2 separate regions of the Homo sapiens genome follow, and region 2 is linked to region 1. Evidence: read pairs that join two places in POLR2A ChIA-PET (ENCODE). Cell type or tissue: Caco-2. All regions are shown on one strand.

Region 1 (8,000 bases):
CAGTTACTTTGTTTGAATAGCACAGTACTGTTTGGGGAAAACATAGTCTCTTGAAACAGCCTCAGACAATGCTGGCTTTGAGTGCTTAAAAAGGCTGCTTCATGGAATTGGAAAAGAGAAGAAACAAAGATGTTTAACACAGATTTATTAATTATTGTAGAGATGATAGATCACTCTAAAAAAGCAATACCGTAAGTGGATATGATCTCAAATAAATGTTTACAAGATGAATAACTCTTCCACATATGCTGACATTATGCAAATGGATACTTGTGGCTTGGTTTGGTATTTCCAGTGATAGTACCATAAAAGGATTTACAAGCTACTATGTCTCAAGCAGATTATACAGACAGGCGTTTGCTCTGGAAAACTGTGTTGGATGAGTTGTAAGCTGACTCTAGTGATGAAAAAGACCCGGTTGTCAACAATACATGTGAAGAGTGAATCAAATTGTCTCATGAAATGTGAGAGTGAATAAAATTATTTCTAAATTTATGCTTCATACCGTGTGTAATTTAGTATATATGTAATTGACTGGGTGCCATGACTCATGCCTGTAATCCCAGCACTGTAGGAGGCCAAGGTGGGAGGATTGCTTGAGGCCAGAAGTTTGAGACCAGCCTGGGCAACATAGCGAGACCTTGTCCCTACTAAAAATAAAGACAATTATCCAAGCATGGTGGCACCGCTGTAGTCCCAGCTACTTGGGAGGATGAGATGGGAGGATCACTTGAGCCCAGGAGTTTGATGTTATAGTGAGTTGTGATCACACCACTGTATTCCAGCCAAGGTGACAGAGCGAGACTCTGTCTCTAAAAGAAAAGAAAAAAAAAGATGTATGTAATTTAATTAATATATTTTATAATTGAGATTTGACTAATTTCTATCTCTAAAAGATTATAAATTCAAAGTTGGCTAAAATTTGTTTGTATTCTCTTATTGGAAAAATAAGAGAGTGTCTTACTTTGGGTTATTGCATATTCACTTATATGTAATTATTATTTTCAAACAGAAACTGAGGCTTCTTGAAGAGCTTGAAGACACTTGGCTCCCTTATCTGACCCCCAAAGATGATGAATTCTATCAGCAGGTAAGGTATTTTAATATTTTTATCAGTTTCAGTGATGTGTTCTGATCAACCTTATTTTACCTATGAGGAAGCTGGGCTAGAGAGGTTAAATGACAGGTGAAAAGGTCAAATTAGATCACCCATGACTTCTCATGGCCTACAGAGCATGTACATTTCTTCAGAATCGGCTTTTTGCTGTGAATTTAATGCTTTAGCATAGTGACTGTTTTTATTTCCTCGGACATTCCACACTTCCTTGCCTCTGCTCATGCTGTTTCTTCTGCCTAGCTCCTCCTCCTTCCTTTTGCTCCTTATCCTGTTGCAGATGGCTAATTCTTCAAGAGTTCAGTTAAACATCACCTCCTTTGTGAACATTTTCCCAGCTTACCCTACCTACAAGTCAAGTTGATTGCACTCCCGGTAAATAACTCTATACCACCTAGCACATGGTATTGCAATTACAGAATTCCGTGTCTCTGTCTCTGAATTAGACACCACTGTTTCAATTACAAATGACAAAAACCCAAATCAAACTCACAGTGGCAAAAAATAAGGGGAATTTATTGACTTGCCTTAGAAGTCTAGGAGTACATGGCTAAATCCAACTTTACAAAAGATGTCACCCGATCACTGTTTTTTCCTATTTTTCTTGGCTTAGCTTTCCTCAGTGTGATCTCATGCTCAATAGGCTCTCATCTGAGAGCATAGCAGGACTCTGACAGCCCAAGGGGTATGTGGCCTTTGGCATCTGGGATCTTAGAAAAAGTTAGTGAGTTCTTTTTCCCTGGTTCCATCAAATTATCCAGGAAGTAATCCTGTTGGCCTGGTTGGAGTCATGTGCTTATTACTGAACTAGTCATCATGTTCAGGAGAGTCAAATGCTCCTGTTTGCCCAGCCTAGTTCATGCACCTACTCTTGGAGTGGGGTTGGAGTGAGAGTACTCCCACCAAACTGTATGCACTATGTGAGTTAGACATGGGTGGCTCTCCCAAAGGAAAATCAGAGTCCTGTTTCCAAAGAAGGAAGAGTAGGCCCTCTGGGCATGTAAAAATAATAAATTTTCACCTCTTTTTTCCTACTACAATGTGAAGTCTTGAAGCAGAGGGTTGCCGTGAAAATCAGAATAGGAATTAGGTCACAGCATCTTTGTATCTCTAGCACCTGCATGTACATAGCTGACCATCAGTAACCAAGGAAGGAAGAGAGGAAGGAAGGACTTTACCCATCTAGAATCCAGGTCAATATGATTTCTGTGACTTCTAGCTCAATATTATTTCTAGGCCACTGTCTCTTATCTCCATTCCCATTTGATCTGCACCATCTTTCCTCTTCACTGTCAGTCCTCTTATAGGTCTGTCTAGTTTTCCTCTTTGCCCCCCTTCATCCTTGAAGCTATAGTATTTTCTAACCAAGATGTAAATCTGAGCATGGCAACCCTCTGCTTCAAATCCCACATCATTGACTGGCTCCTACATTTTCAGCCTCATCTCCCCTGCTCTTACACCTTTTATCCACACTGGATTTTTGCAGTACTTTAAATTTGCTATGAGTTTCATCTTTGGGGCCTTCTTGCTACGTCCTCTGCTGACGTACCTCCTTCTCTTTATCTGTCTCTTCTTTTTTTTTATTTTTTGACAGAGGATCTCACTCTGTCACCCAGACTGGAATGCAGTGGTGTAATCTGGATTCACTGCAACCTCTGCCCCCTGGGCCCATGCGATTCTCCCACCTCAGCCTCCCAAGTAGCTGAGACCACTGGCATGTGCCACCACGCCTGGCTAATTTTTTGTATTTTTGTAGAGACAGGGTTTCACCATGCTGCCCAGACTGGTCTTGAACTCCTGAGCTCAAGCGATCCACACACCTTGGGCTCACAAAGTGCTGGGGTTACAGGCATGACCCACCATGCCCAGCCTGTCTCTTGTTTCCTTGGTGAACTTCTGTGTTACCTGTTAGTAACAGCTCATATGTCATCTCCTGTAGGAAGCTTCCCTGACACCTCTACAACCAGAGAGTTGTCTCTGCTTCCTCTCATACTTTATCTATACCTTTATCAGCACTTAATCTCACTTAATTTTTTTTTTTTTTTGAGATAGAGTCTAGCTGTGTTGTGTGCAGGCTGGAGTGCAGTGGCGCGATCTGAGCTCACTGCACCCTCTGCCTCCTGGGTTCAAGCAAGTGCATCTGGCTAATTTTTATATTTTTAGTAGAGACATGGTTTCACCATGTTGGCCAGGCTGGTCTCGAACTCCTGACCTCAAGTGATTTGGCGTCCCAAAGTGCTAGGATTACAGGCATGAGCCATCACATCTGGCATTAATCTCACTTAATTGTAATGAATTTTTGTGTGTGCTGGCTTCCCTTATCCTCTGTACTTCGTTCAGTGCCGGGTACCTATCAGGTGCTGAATGAGTTTGCTTCAATGCATGCACCCAATAGTTAATTTGGAAAACCAGTTATATATAATAATAATGAGTTTAGTATGATTTGAATTTTGCTTCTACACACGTACACACTTCCCCAGGGATTTGGCATCTGGAAAGATTTGACAGATGTGTACAGAAATGTCATACTGCATAGTGATAGGGTGGGTGTTCTCTTTTGAACTTTCCCAGTTTTCCAGATTATCTGCAGTGAAGGTATATTCTTTTGCAATCAGGGAAAAAATAATTTTTAAAAGTACCCTTAAGACAGGTAAACCCACAAAAATGCAATTAGTTCTGAAATGCTTACTAAATTTTCATAGCTATAAGCCTTCTGGTGCATGATTACATGCATTGTCACAAAGCAACTGCCAAGCCATTTCAGCTTTTGTCGTGTGAAAATGGTACAGGAAGAATGAGATACAAAAGGTTATCAGCCCACTGTGCTCTGAACCAGCCATCCACTGAGGGATAAAAGGAAACCCAAATGCAAACAGAACAACTATCAAGACTTCTCTGTTATCTTTCCAAGGCCCGCAACAAACCCTGATACTAATATCTAATCACTCTAAGTGCACCTTGCTGTTTTTCTTTTCTTTTTTTTTTTTTGAGACAGCATCTCACTCTGTTGCCCAGGCTGGAGTGCAGTGGTGCAATATCAGCTCACTGCAACCTCTGCCTCCCAGATTCAAGCGATTCTCCTGCCTCAGCCTCCTGAGTAGCTGGGATTACAGGCACCTGCCACCATGCCTGCCTAATTTTTGTAAGTTTAGTAGAGATGGGGTTTCACCATGTTGGCCAGGCTGGTCTCAAACTCCTGACCTCACATTATCCACCTGCCTCGGCCTCCCAAAGTGCTGGGATTAGAGGTGTGAGCCACTGCGCCTGGCCAAAGTACACCTTCTAGGAAGGCTTAGTACTTCAATAAAACCTTAGTAAAAGTAAACCTCTTCTCTTAAAAGATGAAGTGAAAATACTTTTTAATGACATGAGTAAATAGAAAGTTCAGACCTGACACTGGGTCCCTTAAACAGGCCCTCACCACAGGAATGCCAATCCAGCTGCCAGTCATAAACACAGGAGTCTGTTCAGCTTCCATTTTGGGTCTGTCGATTGATCCTTACAGTGTGCTAGGCTTTGTGCTACATGTTTTATGCATGCTCTCACATGCAATCCCCACAACAGCCTCATTCATTGTATTCAGCAACTACTTTTCTTCAGGCTTGAGGTACTTGAGGTAGGTATTTCTGTTTTAGAAATCAAGAGAGGAACCAGGCACAACTGTAAGTTCCACCTACTTGGGAGGCTGAGGTGGGAGGATCATTTGAGCCCAGGAATTGGAGTTCAGCCTGCCTCTCATAACAAGATTAAAAAAGGAGGAAATCAGGAGAGACTAAGTTAGTTATCTGAGTGGGAGAGCTGGAGTTCAGCCCATATTTGTCTGACTCTGAAGGCCCATGCTCTTTCTGCTGTATTGTCCACCTCTTGGTCTACCATGCTCCAATTCAAAACACCTTCAGAGAAGTTTTGCAGTTTCTTTTAATAGGACCGTAGAGAAAAGCAAAACCAAACCACCAAGGGTCAAAGCAGAAAAGCAGAGAGAACTTCTGTTAGCTCATCATGGAACACAAGGAAACGAGGAATTACATAGTCAGAAAACAAACTCTGACTTCCAGAAATATGAATGCAGCCCCTTTTATCCAAAGAAAATGAGACCATCCTCAGTAACCCCCTTGCTGTCACTGATTGTGTGCTAGCTGTGTGCCAGGTTGTTCTGCTGCTACTTTAAGTGCATTACACGTGTGAGCTCACTGAAATCTTGCTATATGCTTCTGAGACAGGTGTTACTAAAACCCTATTTTAGAGATGAGGAAACCGAGGGACAGAGAGGTTCAAAAATTTGTTTAAGACTTATGTGCAGGATATGTTGGGACTAGGATTTAAGTCTGGGCTGTTGGCTTTTGGGTCTCCACTCTTAAGTCCTATACTGCTTCTCTCTTCCCTTGTGTCTCTTCATCCTTCTGAGATAACTCTGCTCTTGTCTCAAAGGTTCCAGACCTCTGTCCCCATCCCAGCTCTCCCTGTGACCTCCAGCTCTCCACTTCCAACTGCCTACGGAGTGGCTCTACCTGAAAGTCTTCCAGCTACATCTAACTCAACATGATTCATATTCATTAAGTTACTTACTCCATTAAACAAATGGATTTCACTCCCCGACTCTGTGCCAGGTACTGTTTTAGGCATTAGAAATGAAGTTGTGAAAACTGACAAGAGATTCGTGTCTTCTTTGAGCTTATTTCTTGTGGGGCAGGTGATGTAGGAGCAAGCCATGTAGATACTTGTTGGAAGAATGTTCTGGGCCTACAGAACAGCAAAGCCTCAGGTATACTTGACAGGAAAAGCACCCGAGGCCAACATACCTGGAGCAGAGGGAGACAGCTGGTGAGAGCAGGGGAGACGGTCAGAGAGAGAGAGAGAGAGAGAGAGAGGCCCGGTTATACGAGAACTTATAGTCTGTAAGTTCTGTAAGAAGAGCATTGGCGGTTACTCTGAGATGAGGAGGCATGAGAAGGCTTGGAGCAAAGCGTGACAGGATGTCACTTACATTTTAATAAGGATTCTTTCTACAAGGCTCTTCCCATTCAGCCTCTTCTCTAACGGTATCCCCTAGTCCCATTCTTGAGATTAGAAAGCTCACCACCCTCAACTTCTATCCATTGCTTTCTTCCCTCATTTAGTCACTGGGTCCCTGGTGGTTTTACCTCTTTAGAATCTCTCAAATTGTTTTTTCTTTTTCCATCCCACAGACACTGCCTCAACTATGTAGGCCACATTGATCACTTTCTGCCTCCGCAGTTTTAGCATCCTCCTGATTAGCGTTCCTCATGCCCTCCCCAGTGCCATCAGAACTGACTTGTACCTCCTTGTTTTATAAATTTTGTTGAGTCGCCTTTGCTTCCAAGATCAAGTTCAAATTCCTCAGCATATCCACCCTATAAGGCCATTGACTTTCTTGTTTTTTTTTTTTTTTTTTTTTTTTTTTTTTGAGACAGAGTCCCGCTCTGTCACCCAGACTGGAATGTAGTGGTGCGGTCTTGGCTCACTGTAACCTCCGCTTCCCAGGTTCAAGCGATTCTCCTGCCTCAGCCTCCCGAATAGCTGGGACTACAGGCGCGCGTCACCATGCCTGGCCAATTTTTGTATTTTTAGTAGAAACAGGGTTTCGCCTTGTTGGCCAGGCTGGTCTCAAACTCCTGACCTCAAGTGATCCGCCTGCCTCGGCCTCCCAAAGTGCTGGGATTACAGGTGTGAGCCACTGCACCCAGCTGCCATTGACTTTCTGACCCTAAACTACCTCTCTGGTGTAATCTCATCCCATGGCCTAAAATGGCGCCCAATCATAAACTCTCGTCATAGGGAGTTCTTGGTTCCACCCTGACTCTGCTGTGCCCTCTTATCCTTCCTTGCCTTTGTGCCCACTAGTACTCTCTTCCCTTTTCTGTCTGGTGAGCATCTACTCTTAAAGACTTTACTTAAACACTACATGTTCTGTGAAGGCTTCAGAAAATCCCTTCTGTTCTAAAATGTATGAAAAATCTGACTGCTTCTCACCACCTCTGCTTCTTACACCGTGGCCAAAACTGCCATCATCTCTGTTGCAACAGCCTCCTGACTGGTTCTGCCTCCTTCCCCTGGTCTAGTTTAACACAGCATCCGGAATGATCTTTGAAAACATAAATCAGCTCATTACACTTTCTTGCTCAAAGCCCTTGAATAGCTTCCCATCAGCCTAGGACCTGACATGCACCCACAAAGCTCTACATGCTTGGGTTCCTAACTGCTTCCCTCACCTCATTTCCTGCCCCTGCCCACTCCCCACCCCCCCTCACACTTTTCTTCCTATTCTGGCACTTTACTCTTCCTGGAATAAACCAAGCTCACTCCTGCCCCAAGGCCTTTGCACTGAATGTTCCCTCAACCTGGAACTCTCTCATCCCCCCAGGCATCTGCAGATATTGTATCCTTGTTTCTTGCTTTCTTCTGCTCTGATGTCACTGTATCTAGAGGCCTTCCCTTACCACCCTGTGGAAAGTAGGCATACTTACCCCAGCACTCCCTATCCTACTTTCTCGGCTTTATTTTTCCCCGTAGACTTATCATCATCTAAAATACCGTATATTTTACTTATTTATATGCTTATTGTCTGGCTCACCTTGCTAGGACATGAGCTTCTAGAGAGAAAATAGACGTTTCGCTCTCTTCCATATTCTCAGCACCCAAGTGCTTTGCAAATAGTATGTGCTCAATACATATGTATTCAGTACCTAAGGGTTTTCCAGCTTTTCCTTCCCAATTATTCCCTGCTCCCACAGCAGTATACTCACACTTCTATTGTAGGACATTCTTCTCTTTTGGTTTCCATTTTGGTTTATACTGTTAAATTATGAGATGCTGTCAAATAGGACCTATCTTCTTTTAATCCTTGTATGTCTGGCACTTTATACAG
Region 2 (8,000 bases), 98 kb after region 1:
TTGGATATCTCATGTAATTTATTGAATACAGTACACTGTAGAGTACAGTATTGGTGGTTTGCCCTCATGGTAGCTTGGCTGACGGGGAGCACAAACTCTCTGCCACAGCCCAGCATCGTGAGAGAGTATGGGACTGTGTGTCGCTAACCTGGCCAATGATAGAAATGCAAAATTCAAAGTATGGTTTCTACTGTGTGCATATAGCTTTTGCACCCTAGTAAAGTTGAAAAATTGTAAGTCAGACAAACCATCATAAGTCAAACTGTCATAAGTCAGGGACTGTCTGTCCTTTATCCTCAGCCCATCTTTTCCTCCTCACCTTTCCTCCAACCCCTTCACTCCCTGTATTCCTACCACAATGGCCCTTTCTCAATCAGTCTAATCACATCATGCTCCCTTCTTCTTCAGGGCCTTTGCACACGTCATTTGTTCTTCCTGGAATGTCTTCTCTCACCAAGAGAGGAATATATTTCTACTCACTTTTAAGATACCAGCTCAATTACTCCTTCCTCAGTCCAGACTCCCTTGATCTGTCTGACTAGATCAGGTCCCTGCACTATACTTTACCATTACTCTCATGAAAGCCATGCTTGAGAGCTCAAGCTTTATTCTGGAGGCACTGAGATTCTATGGCAGATAGAGTTTGAGAGTACTTACCTGTTTCGTGAAGGTCCAGTGCTGCTAGAGACATTAAAGTTGCTGAAGTGGTTTTTGGTCATATAATTTGTGAATCTTATTAACCATCCCTTGACAAAGAACTGAGAATTGTTGATCATATTGTAAAATAGAATGTAAATGGCCATGCAGTTTCTTTGTATAGATTCTCCAAATTATTGGAATATGAGCCAATTCCATGGGATTAATTTAGGTCCTATTATCTGCAATAAGACATCCCTTGTCAGATTTTCGTTGTCAGGGGCAAGTCTAAAATGTCCAACCATTGCATGCAAACTCGTAGTAAAGCCATTGTCTAGTTATTAACAAATGATGAGCAGGTGAGTGAATTGACAGGAATTATTCTTTTGGGATGTTGCCTCTGGCAGAACCTCAGTTATGGCCTCTGTCATTCTCCCTTCCTAATTTCATTATCTTCCAAATATTATTGACCTCAGATGTTAAGAAAGGTCCAGGTTCCTGGGGGTCGGCACATCGTTCCTTCTTTTGCCAGATATAAGAAACTTTGGGGACCTTGGCTACCAGCCTTTTCCTGTCAGGAAGGTCTGGTGCCATCCTCTTTGATATTGCCCTGTGCCTGTCTAGGTTGGCAGTCTTGTGACAAATCAGTACCTGTCATGGCCCGTGGGTACTTTGGCACTTCAGAGCCATGCAGAATGTGGACAGTGGGTTTGGAATTGTCATTGAGATGCCACTTTCTTATTCTTCTTGTGTTGGTGCCTAGAGTCACAATCCGGCCTGAAGGGCCAGGAGGTTTTCTGGCCCAGGGTAGATCCCCCTTGGCCCACGTACAAGAATCTTCATGCTGACTGAGTTGGAATCTCCTGGTGAGAAGTGATTTGTTGTCCTGATGAGAATGTAAACACTTGCTAAAGTTGAGTATCGTTTCTCATGTGAGTTCTATTATAGCCTTCTGTGTTTATAAACATGTCTTGAGCATGAGGGAGAAATGTGGTAACCTTTGAGTCCCCAAGAAAATGTTCATTTGTTTTCTCTGTGGGCTGAAATTAAGATAACTCAGCATCCTTCTCTGAGCATCCCATATCCCTCTTGCTTTTCCTAGCAGGCCTGGGATGATGCCCAGTTTGCCATTTCCTAATTGTTCCATCCTCTTCCAGTAGAGTCTGTTATCTTTTGAAAAAGTACAGTTCATATTCAGCAGGCATCTACCAGCGGGGCTCAAAGTCCAGGGAAGTCCTCAGTCCAGTCTAACAAACTGTTATTAAATTTTTTTAAAGGTTTAAGGTGTCGAACATTTGAGAAAACAGAGTTGCTGCCCTTGTGCTGCTCACATGTGTGTTAGCACATGTAACAGACATATACATGAATAAGGCATGATGTGCAGTGGCAAATGAGGGGGTAGAAAATACATGTTCTGAGGGTGCTGCAGAGAACAGAAGTCAGATTCAGAAAACTGGGCAAGACTTTATGGAAGAGGAGTGCCTTTCAATTGTGCCTTGAAAGGTGAATTAGATTTTAACAGGCAGAGATTTGGTGGGTGAAAAAGAGGGACAGAGAGCCCCGCCTTTTTTTTTTTTTTTTTTTTTTTTTTTTTTGAGACAGAGCCTTTTTTTTGAGACAGAGTCTCACTCTGTCACCCAGGCTGGAGTGCAGTGGTGCAATCATGGCTCACTGCAGCCTCCGCCTCCCAGGTTCAAGCGATTCTTCTGCCTCAGCTTCCCAAGTAGCTGGGATTACAGGTGCCCGCCACCACGCTCGGCTAATTTTTGTATTTTTGGTAGAGACAGGGTTTCACCATGTTGGCCAGGCTGGTCTCGAACTCCTGACCTCAGGTGATCCGCCCGCATTGGCTTTCCAGAGTGCTGGGATTACAGGTGTGAGCCACCACGCCCAGCTGAGAGCCTCTTTTTTTAAACAATTTTTTTTAAGGGACAGGATCTTGCTCTGTCATTTAGACTAGAGTACAGTGGTATAATCATAGCTTACTGCAGCCTCGAACTCCTGGGCTCAAGCGCTCCTCCTGCCTCAGCCTCCCAAATAGCTGGAAGTATAGCTCTACCACCACACAGTCTAGCTACTATGCCCGGCTAATTTATTATTTGTGGAGATGGGGTCTCACTTTGTTCCCCAGGTTGGGACGGAGCCCATTTTAGACAGTACAAACAATAGGCACAAGAGGGATGGCTCTGTAACGTTAGTAGGGCATATTTGCAGAAAAGTATGTGGTGCCTTGTAACCAGTACTTCCGGTACCTAGGTGGGGTAGAACTAGAGAACAAGTAGAGGGGGGAGAATGGGGCCAGCTGATGAAGAGCTTTGAATGATACACTTAGAAATTTGGCCTTTGTTCTGGAGACAGTGGTTGGAGCTGGATTCAAAGATTTTTGAGTAGGAAAGTGATCCAATCGACCCATTCTTCAAAATTAGAACTGGTAGCAGCATTGTGGATAGACTAGAGAGGAGAGGCTGGAGGCATGGGGACCTGCTGCAAAAATTTTGCTGCAAAATTATGAGGTTCTGAACCAGGGCAATAATTGGAGGGAATTAAAAGGGGTGGTAAATTCAGAGTTTTTGTTGATTGTTAGTTTGAGACTCAGTCTTACTGTGTCACTTAGGCTGGAGTGCAGTGGTGTGATCTCTGCTCACTGCAACCTCCGCCTCCCAGGTTCAAGTAATCCTCCTGCCTCAGCCTCCCAAGTAGTGGTATTACAGATGCGCACCACCATGCTTGGCTAATTTTCGTAATTTTAGTAGAGACGAGGTTTCGCCATGTTGGCCAGGCTAGTGTCAAACTCCTGACCTCAGGGGATCCGCCTGCCTCGACGTCCCAAAGTGCTGGGATTACAGGTGTGAGCCACTGCACCCAGCCTGTTTTGTTTTTAGATAGGTACATAGAATTCACCATCAGTCTGGATGACAGAGCTGAGAGATGATGAAGTCACAGGCAATTTTACAAGATTTCTTCTAGTCTTAGTTATTAGATGGATGGTGATACCATTTACTGAGCTACACCCAAGAAGGAAGTTTAGGGGCAAATGAGTTTGAGCAGCCGGTATACCGAACATCTCAGAAGAGCTGAAAATACCAGTTTGGAACTTGGTAGAGACGTCAGAGCCAAGCGTAGATTTGGGAGTTTGATTTATGTCTGCAGTAGGCATTCCTTTCATGCCTATCATGTGCCAGGCAGTGTTCTCTCATATGTTAACTCAGGCTTGAAAGCACTTAGCACATGGCAGGCATCTCCACAGAGACAGTGGCTGAGCGATTGGAGTGAGTAAGAGAGAATGTAGTTTCAAGAGTAAAGGAGAACAAAGTAGGGTGACCTAGTCTGAAGGACAGGCGCAGAACAGTCAGTGGAACAGCCAGAGATAGCAGCGAGAGAGGTGAGAAGAGGACCAGGAGTAGGTGGTAGAATGGAGTGGAGGAAAGTCAGCGAATGTAATAGTGTCGAACCCTGCAGGGAAGTTAAGAAGTGGCCATACCGTTGCATTCATCATGGGAAGAATTTCAGTAGAATGGTAAGGACAGGAGGACAAGGTGGGGGAAGATAGGTGAATCTATAGATGCATTTGTGTCATCTGATCTGAGGAGACATTTCTCAGAAACCATTCTGTGTGGCACTGATGTTTACAGGTCAACCTGGAGGTTCCTGAGAGGAAGTGCACTGTAGCCAGACATGTGGTATCCCAGCTAGCTTTACTCTGTTCTCCAGAAATCAGCCTGTAAACATTCAGTTGCCTGGTAGCTGACTAAATACAGGCTAACCTAAAGCCTTAAACATTTTAATTTGCAAAACCTTTGTTGTATTAAATCACAAATGGGAGGCAATTTAGCAATGCATCTCTAAAATTGCACTGGGCTCTGGCCGTGGTTTTGCAATTTATGTTGAAAACGAAAATTGAACTCTGTGGCATAAAAACAGATTGTTGATTTTGTGATTAATTTGGTCTCTAAGGCCAAGGAAACTGTTAATGCTGTATATCAGTTATAAAGTTGTGGTAGTATTTGTGGAGCAAAATGAAAAATCAATATCGTAACTACAGGATAGCTCTTTTAAAATCCAAGGTGCATTTTGTTGCAAATTGCATGGAAGAAACTGTCCCCCAAAGGGACAAACATACCTTCCTTATTTCACAAGTGTGTGTCTGTTGTGGAAAAACAGAGGAAAATGGTTGGGCATTATTACAGTATAGCTGGGGGTACTAGGAGAAGGATCAAATTGTTCAATTTAGAGTAAAACCTCACTTACAGTTACCTGTGTCCTAAGGCAACCTCCAGGAGTAATCTCTAGGAGGGTTGTGAGTCAGAAGTCCAGATACCTGGGTAACACTTTAGCCTCTGCTAATCACTTGCTGGTATCAGATGAGCCTCTTCCCCTCCCTGGCGTGTTTTGTGGTTTTATGTGTTAACTTCAGAGATGCACTGACATGCGTCAGTGAAAAAGGAGTGTCTTCCATTAGCATCATTATGAATACTACACCAAAGGGGTTTGTTTATGTTTTCCATTCCTAGAAGTGAATAGACTTCTTTTCTATTAAGCTTGTGTATTTAGAGAGGAGTGTGGGGAAATTCTTTCTTGTTTTGCCTTTTGTTTTGATAAAAGCAAATGGTTCCCACTCGCCGTAGAATCATCATCAACAGATTGCATGGGGAATGTTGAGGTTGGAGCCTCTTCTTAATGGGGATTTTGAGAACCAGGACATGACTTGTTCACCGGTTCATTTCTGCTGGCCATGATGCTTAGATGAGAAGTAGATCTCTCAACATCCAGGCACATTTGTTCTGCGATTCCACCTACCATTTTCCTGGGTAGTGCTGGGATTAATTAAGTCTGATACGCCATCCAGTTGAAATTTACTACCAGCTTCTTAGCCTAGTATATATTATCCTTACAAGTCAGGCCTCACCTTGAGGTCAGAAGAAGATGCAGCTTGTTCAAGAAAGAAGTGTTAGTGGAAATACGAAGAGTTCCTTCCAGTGAACTGTGCCTCAAGTGGCCTTTGTAAACTGCTTCTGTTCTGTGTGACTTATAATTATCTGAGAGCTGGGGGTTTTGTGGTAGATTTTCTTTGATGTATGGGCAGTGGTGGTAATTTGTTTCTTTCTTCCCCCTTCTATTTTGCTTTGCCTCATTTCAACTTAAGCAATGAATTGTGTGGTCTTTTATAATATAGAGATTAGTGTAGCCATTTTTAGCCAGTTTTTATCATCTCCCTTAGGAGCTGACTCTATGCAAAAGAAACACTTCTGTCTTGTCAGAATGACGGTGATTACCCCACAGTTTGGATCATCTCCAGCAGCTTTGTTCCCTGAAAAGCGAATTTGATTTGATGAATAAAAGTTTGGTGTATTTGATGAGTCAGAGGGCAGGAGAATGTCCTTGTCTCTGATGAGGCTCTTACAGTCAGACACATTGAACATCAGGGATAAAATAAACCTTAATCTCTGAAGGAAAAACCCTGGAGCATGAAACTGTTCCCACTAGAAATGCTGTAAATCTTGCAAACCATGTAGGTTTTCTGTTGGGGGCAACATCAAAGCCCAGTGACTTTAGAGATTAAAGTGTATTTGACAAGCAAAACTTTCCCTGTGCCTTGCTCTTTATGAGATTTGGCCTGTCTCTTGCCTTTGTTTCACCTCGCTATGACTTCCTTTCTTCCTGAGAAGTAGGAAGTATCACCTCAAGTCTGGGGTAGGCGGCCATGGTTTGTTCATTTAAAGCCACTCGTAGACCTGGCGCAGTGGCTCATGCCTGTAATCCTAGCACTTTGGGAGTCTGAGGTGGGTGGATCACCTGAGGTCAGGAGTTCAAGACCAGCTTGGCCAACATGGTGAAACCCTATCTCTACTAAAAATACAAAAATTAGCTGGGTGTGGTGGCGCATGCCTGTAATCCCAGCTACCCAGGAGGCTGAGGCAGGAGAATTGCTGGAACCCTGGGGGCGGAGGCTGCTGTGAGCCGAGACCACACCACTGCACTCCGGCTTGGGCGGCAGAGTGAGGCTCTGTCTCAAAAAAAGAAAAAAAAAAAAAAAAGCTGGTCATAGGCCCTGGCCACAGTCCCTCGGCCTTCTCGCATTGTCCTGCCCCAGTGGAGGACAGCGTCTTCTCACGATCACTTCCCAGGGACTCTCTTATTTGTGGAAGAGTTTCAGAGCCTTTTGCTGACTCGAAGAAGATCAAAAGACAGGAAGACAGTGGTTTGCCTCAGCTTGGACTTTAGCATTTCTGTTTCTTTTAAAACCATCTCCTGTGATGTCTTAGAAGAAATACTTCTTCTTTCTTTCTTTTTTCTTTTTTTTTTTGTCCTGTTTCAAATTCTGTTTCGGAGTTCTCAGTGCTTTCTCTTTCACACATTGGAAATAAATGACTGCATTTTTGTTGAAATAATTTTTTTTTTGCAGATAAATAATTGTTTAACAGAATAGAAACTTTTCTTCAGTAACGTCTTTTTTTGGAAAGTAAGTTACAAGATTTTGCTTTAAAAATACAAACTATTTTTAAAGAATTGTACTCTCTAAAGTCAAACATTCCTGCCTCCTGTCAAGTCCCTATAAGATCTGGTCTGTGGCAACTTCTCAGGGTGGTCAGATAGCAAGAGGAGGACAGATTGGGAAGGCAAAATGGCTTTAAGGGTAAACCCCACAGCGTAAAATCTCATTACTGGAAAAGCGCTTTGTGTTTAAGGATAGGTATTCCCGTGTGGAAGGACGGCCATGGCGAATGCTTAAGGGACTCACTAAAATATCTTAAATTGTCTCCGTTAAACATGTAGCATCCTTAGAGGTCAGACAGAGCTGAAACTTGAACAGCTGTACAACAAGCATCTGAGATTGTTTTTAATTGTGTTTCCTTTCTCTAACAGCAGTAATTCTTGTTTATATTGTCAAGAACCTTTCCACTGAGCACAAGCGCACCATACTTGAAGGTCAAATGCTTAACCCTTCTGCATGGTTACAATGAAAATGGACCCTTTTGTTTTCATTAATGTATACCCCAGCCATGTCTACAGGGAGAATGGGGGCCCCAAGCGTTCACCAAGCTGAAGCAACTTATTGTAAAAGAGCCACAAAGAGAGCATATTTTTGTTTCCATACAACAGTTGTTTAGCTTTTGCCTTGTGCACCCAACCATAAGACGGTATGCTTACTTATCAATGGGCAGAATTTTGGGGGACCATTTTGTTCCTTTGACCTGTGTTACTTTTTACTGACCCAACCAAATTGCTTAAAAATTTTCCCTTTCTGCTGTCAGTGTTTAAAGCTGCTTAATGTCTCTGAAGTGATCCCTTCTTTCTTTTTAACACTTTACATTCCTGTTTATCACAGCACCTGTTACTATAGTGAACCATGAAATCACAAATGC

What was found. ChIA-PET counts read pairs that join two places held together with the same protein. Peaks named below come from ENCODE experiments on the same cell type or tissue, not always from the same donor. Only the 100,000 strongest peaks of a DNase experiment are listed, where the experiment ranks them.
Region 2: POLR2A ChIA-PET joins it to region 1 with 6 read pairs; 4 of 35 experiments call an interaction of 5 or more read pairs at or near these places.

The regions. Positions count from the first base shown.
Region 1 is chr16:53,809,128-53,817,127 of GRCh38, forward strand. FTO (FTO alpha-ketoglutarate dependent dioxygenase) reads left to right here. Exons shown (of 9, transcript NM_001080432.3): 2 at 1,013-1,090. Among named protein-coding and RNA genes, the nearest start is that of FTO, 110 kb to the left of the region's middle. In Caco-2, no CTCF peak of the experiment used is centred here; DNase peaks (open chromatin) are centred at 3,964 and 4,444; H3K27me3 peaks cover 119 bases.
Region 2 is chr16:53,907,332-53,915,331 of GRCh38, forward strand. All of the region lies in intron 7 of FTO (FTO alpha-ketoglutarate dependent dioxygenase), which reads left to right. Among named protein-coding and RNA genes, the nearest start is that of FTO-IT1, 130 kb to the right of the region's middle. RefSeq lists an enhancer at 6,958-8,000. In Caco-2, no CTCF peak of the experiment used is centred here; a DNase peak (open chromatin) is centred at 4,990.